Regions from separate parts of the Homo sapiens genome. Here region 1 is linked to region 2. A link is a loop called in an ENCODE intact Hi-C map of the cell type or tissue named here. Cell type or tissue: breast epithelium. All regions are shown on one strand. Each heading gives the region's core, and the rest is flanking DNA. Links, peaks and the distances in the headings are about the cores only.

Region 1 (3,032 bases), core at 300-2,799, 650 kb after region 2:
TTAATTTCTATCTCCCAGTTGACTGATTCTTTCCTCCACCTCCTCCATTCTGCTGTTAAGCCCATCCATTGACTTTTTATTTCAGTGATTGTATTTTGCAGTTCTAAAATCTCCATTTTGCTCTTTATAGCTTCCATGTCTTTGCTGAGGCTTCCTATTTTTTTCATTTGTTTTGTGTTCCTAAGTTCTCACTGAAGCAATTTTTAAAAAATCATGGCTGCTCTAAAATCTTTGTCAGATAATTACAATATCTCTGTCATTTCAGTGTTGGCATGTATTGTGTTTTTCTAGGAATTTTTCCATATCATCTACATTTTCAAATTTATTGCATAAAGACCATATCTTTGTTTCTAGGAACTATAGTGATATCTTCTTTTTCATTTTTGATATTGGACTGAATTTGTTCTCTCTCTCTTTCTCTCTCTCTCTTTCTCTCATCCCTTTCTCTCTTTTTTCTTTATCAATCCTGCCAGGGGTTATTATTTTTAGTAGTTATTTTTAACAAACCAATTTTTCATTTTGTTGATCCTCTTCATTATTACCTTCTACTTTCTTTAGGCTTAGTTTGCTATTGTTTTTATAATTTCTTGAGATAGATATTTACATCATTGACTTTCCTTCTTTTCAAATACGTTACATGTTTAAGGGCATCCCACAAGCTTGTCAAGTTTGTAGGAGACCAGTGCTTCCTTAGTATAGCTTTTTTTTTTTTTCAAACAGAGTCTCCCTCTGTTGCCCAGGCTGGAGTGTAGTGGTACGATCTCGACTCACTGCAACCTCTGCCTCCCAGGTTCAAGTGATTCTTCCGCCTCAGCCTCCCGAGTAGCTGGGACTACAGGCGTATGCCACCATGCCCAGCTGATTTTTTGTATTTTTTAGTAGAGATGGGGTTTCACTGTGTTAGCCAGGATGGTCTCGATCTCCTGACCTCATGATCCACCCGCCTTGGCCTCCCAAAGTTCTGGGATTATGGGCCTGAGCCACCATGCCTGGCCAGTGTAGCTTTAATTTGCATTTCTTTACTGAGTGAGGTTGACTTTTCATGTGTTTAAATGCTATTTGTATGCATTTTTGTGACCTTTGCTCATTTTTCTATTGGTTTGTTAGTTCGTATACGGATAGATGGATTCATGTATTAGAGAGATTATCGCTTTGTAATACGAGTAATTAAAATACTTTTTTTTAGTTTGTTGTTTTCCTATTGACTTTGCCTATGCAGTGAACTGTCTTGCTAAACTGCTACTGTGCTGAGGACTTGCTCACCTGCCTTTGGAGGTCAGAGAGGGTAGCTCATTTCAACTCACTCTGCTTTGGCGGGCTCTCATTTAACCTCATGAAAGAGTCCACAGAACGGAGGCCAGAAGCCTGGGCTCCAGAGTTACTCAGGCCTGCCATTCTCTATGTGACTTAAACCAAATTTTGACAACTCCTGACCTCAGTTTCCTCATCTGTAAAATAGAAATAATAATTCTTCTAACTTTATGTAGCTGTTTGATGATTAAATAAGATAATGCATATAAGATCATTTAGCACAGAGTGTGATCCACAGTAAAGGTATGATGCATAGTATTTGCTTTTTAATTATTAGTGTTTACCAAGATCAAGCTAATGTTGTGTGAATGGCTGCTGTTTTTTCCTGATGCCACTCCCCATCAGAGTACAGGAGAAAATCCTGTGACCACATGCTGTTGGCTCACCTGCTATGTCTTTTTTGCTTTGTGCATGGAGTTCTGGATTGCGGCCAGTACCATTGAGTGTTTTGATGAAGGTTGGCTGCTCCGAGAGTTTGAATTTTTGCCAGGCTCTTTGGGTACATCTATCATAGCATTCTTTGTGCCTTTATTGTCCTGAGCTCTGCATGACTAGCCTTCTGATGGTCTTTCAGAAAAGAGAAAAGGAAAGAATGGAGGCATGGTTAAAGACCCCACATGGCTCACTCACCTGTTTCCCCTGGGATGATCAAAGTTACCTAGTTACCTGTCATCTGACCAGGACTCACAGCTCTGGAGCTGACAGGTATAGACTGGTCTAAGCCAGCATTCAGGAAGGCCACCCAACTGGAAGAGCAGGCATCAGAGTAGAGAGAATAAGCCTGAGCTCTCCAGAACATCCAAGGTCATAGAACAAAGTGGCCTTAGGGGAACAAAACTGGGTCCCCATACCTAGTTCTCCTCCTGTACTCTCTCTTAGTACCCAATAATTCTTACAATTTTATATATCTCTTCTGCAAGCCTGTAAGTTCCAAGAGGTCAGAGACCACATTTGCCTTGTTCACTACCAAGAATAGGGCCTTGATCTATGTGGTGGTTACATGGGTGTGTTTGCTTTGTGTTAATTCATCAGGCTCTTGGTACAGTGCCTGATGCCTAGTATTCATTGAACGGATGAATAAGTGAGTCATAGAGTCTCAGGTATTTATTCAGATCATTCATCTACTACATGCTTGAATCCTTGCCTCATTCCTACCAAGGGTTTGTTAGCATTTATCATTTAAACACTTCTAATGACAACAAGCTCTCTACTGCTCAAGGCTGCCCGTTCATTTTCTGTTTAGGTCTCTTGCCTAGAAAGTTCTTCTTAATATTGAGCTGAAATATGCCTCCTTGAGGCTTCTGGTTAGTATTCTTGTTCTATCCTTTATGGCCACACGAATCAAGTCTGGGCCTTCTTCACCATGACAACTCTTCAGACATTTGTGGTTAGTTCTGACACCCACTTCTTTTCCAGGTAACCACAAAATCATTGATTAGACACACATTTGTTGAATGTCTGTAACACGGAATAGATTAGAGAACATACAGGTGAAAAGACATAATATCATCCTCGAGTGGTTACTGGTCTTGAGGGAGCCAGAGAAATTAAGACTTAATGTGCTAAGTGTTAGGGAAATGGAGACACAGGAAAAGAGAATTCGAGCCTACCTAGGGGTCTTGGGGAAGGTTGCAAAGTAGACCAAGGAGAGAAGGATGTTCCAAGAAAAGGGAATAGCACATGCAAAAGTCTGGAGCTATAAAAGCCCAGGGCATGTTATG
Region 2 (2,577 bases), core at 78-2,577:
CAAATGGAAATTTTAAAGCCCACTGAATACATTTTTCATGGATCCAAACAAATGCTACAATACTTTTAAGTCCTCAACTCACAGAATTAAGAGCCCTTAAGCTGTTAACTTTGTCCTGTCTTCCTATTCAGAAAAATGTCCCCCTAGAATCTGTGCAAAAGTAACTGATGCACCTGCAGTATGTGACACGAGAGATGTTCTCAACTCTTTTATGAGGTCAAAGTCACTTTTGATAACTGAAAACGAAAAAGGAAGGTGCTATAGAGAGAAATTAAATTTCACAAAAGTATAAAAGCAAAGACTGGCTAAAATCTGTAACTTCATGAGTAAGAATAACAACAATAACCCATTCTATAATTAACTCCTCCACAGTGAACAATCTGCTACACATTCCTTGATGAGGAATGAACCTAGCTTACCACAGTGGAAACCTGCCACAACTGCAAGGCCGGGGTTCTGCCCCTTTTCTAGTTCTCTGTGCACAAGGTTATGCCACCTACTCCAAGGCAGTCAGAGAGACAGGTGAGCTCAGGGGAGCTTCTCTCACCAACCTGCTAACTCAGCAGGAGTAAGTTTACCCAAATGAGCTCTGGCCTCCATATCTGTTCATAATTTTATGAAGTATCTAAATGTCATTCATTAGTTTAAAAAAAAAAAAGAATAGAAAACTCTGGACCAAGTAAATTGTGAACTCAAAAAGTTAGGAGGGATACCAATTACATTAACAACGCTTTCTTTAAAAAATAGAATCACTTTCTTTTGAATCAACCACAGTGGTGAGACGTGTTTTTCTTTTCAGGTGCCCCATGATGGCATACAGCTTTACCCGGCAAATCCTGCCAGCTTCCAAGTCCCAGGATACTGACCTGCACCAGCACGTGGGGCAGCATTACCTCCCAACAGTGTGGAGAAGAGCACATGTCACCACTGGGCAATGAGAGAGTTGACAGAGACTCTTGGCTTCTCAACGCCAGACATGGTTGGAGAGCTTTCCTTGTTCTATTAGAAAAGTTCATGAGGAAGCTGTGAATAGGATCAGTCCAGAGAAGTAAAACTCTTTTATTTTCACCGTCCAAACATCAGTCAATATACTGGGAGAGCCAGCGGAAACCCTCGCCGTAACCTTGCCTCTTGAGCACACTGCACATGAACACTTCCATGGGGCGAGCATTCAGCTCCTTCAGGGTCACATTCCCCTAAAGGAGGCAAAACCAAGAAAGGCCTGTTAGCATCTCTGTGGTGGAAAAGATTGAAAGGACGATCATTACAATCATTTTATCCATTCCTTAAAAGCAAACCTAAGTAGGTATTAATTACAGAAATGTGGTCAAGGCCATATAGATGACTTCCCCAGGCTTCGTGTTTTCAGGATAGAATAAGCAGCACAGTTCTATTCCCAGCCTTTCTCTCTCTGAAGAGCATTTGCTTTGAACACCCAATATTTATCTGTAAAGTTATGGCAGCAAACCAAGAAAAAAGCCACTGGGACTTATGGAACCAGCATGCCCTCTGATGCAGAAAAGAGGTCTGGGACTGTTTAAAAATAAGGACATTCTCATTAACAAAAGCATGCAGAAATAAACACTCATAACAGGTGGCACTGAAGAAATGAAGAATTCATGTGTATTTAATACTGATGCAAAAGAGGAGAAATTAAATGAAAGAAAGGAAGTATTTCTATAAAGAAACCGATAATCAAGAAGAGGTGAGACTAAGGAACCATGTAAAAAAGTCAGAAAGTTATCACAGAAAAGGAAGATATTTAAAAACTAAATATGCCAAAACCCCAAGCTAAAAAGAACAGTAAGATTCCTGCTTAACTTTATCTGATCTAGATTTTCTCTCTCTCAAGCCTGCTTTTCTACAAGAGTCCTCCTTCCAATTGAAGACAGTAAAAACTATTGATTTGGAAGACTCAAGTTCTTTTTCTGGTTTTATCACTGACTTGCTGTGTAGACCTGAACAAATCACTCTCTGTTTCTTCCTCTGCAAAATGCGGCCAACAGTCCTACCTCTCTCAGCAAGAAGCAATGAGGATAATCAAGTGCTTTGATTTCAATGCTTGGAAAGTGATTGAAATGATTATTTTTCTTCATAACCTGCAAACTCCAGTCCAAAAAAAAAATTATTTTCTGGCTAAAAAGGGCTATTTCAAAAGCAATTTCTCAGAATCAAATTTGAAAGATAATCATAAACTCTTAGAAGAGTAAATCTGCCTTTTCTACCATTTCCTTCTTCCTCAAATACCTGATGAATGAATCCCATTTAAAACGTTAAAAAGAACACACTCCTGCCTCTAGTGAGCTTACAAAATACTCACAGTAAAACTAATCCTAAGCCTGTTTAAGCCTTTAAAAGAAAAGGGTAATCTAGATAGCGAAACATCATGTTTTAAAAACTGTTAATGTCCTTTATATGTAACCCAAATATTTTTCTCTTACCTTTCCTGTGGTCTGTCCATAAAGCCCAAATATCTCACGGAGTTTTTCTTCACTGATTGCATCTGTTCTGTCAATTTTGTTACCCAAGATAAGGATTGGCACATTGGATATTGTTTCATCAGTCATTAAAGCCTAA

Evidence for each region. A loop is a pair of places that touch in the nucleus more often than their neighbours do. Peaks named below come from ENCODE experiments on the same cell type or tissue, not always from the same donor. Only the 100,000 strongest peaks of a DNase experiment are listed, where the experiment ranks them.
Region 1: it touches region 2 in a loop (22-fold over the local background); 3 of 110 quality-filtered maps call a loop at or near these places.

What each region holds. Positions count from the first base shown.
Region 1 is chr10:70,802,237-70,805,268 of GRCh38, forward strand. No RefSeq gene overlaps it. Among named protein-coding and RNA genes, the nearest start is that of SGPL1, 12 kb to the right of the region's middle. In breast epithelium, for the core only: no CTCF peak of the experiment used is centred there; DNase peaks (open chromatin) are centred at 1,745 and 2,035; H3K27ac peaks cover 641 bases.
Region 2 is chr10:70,151,397-70,153,973 of GRCh38, forward strand. SAR1A (secretion associated Ras related GTPase 1A) reads right to left here. Exons shown (of 7, transcript NM_020150.5): 6 at 2,442-2,573; 7 at 1-1,196. The coding sequence ends at 1,080. Among named protein-coding and RNA genes, the nearest start is that of TYSND1, 6.0 kb to the left of the region's middle. In breast epithelium, for the core only: no CTCF peak of the experiment used is centred there; no DNase peak of the experiment used is centred there.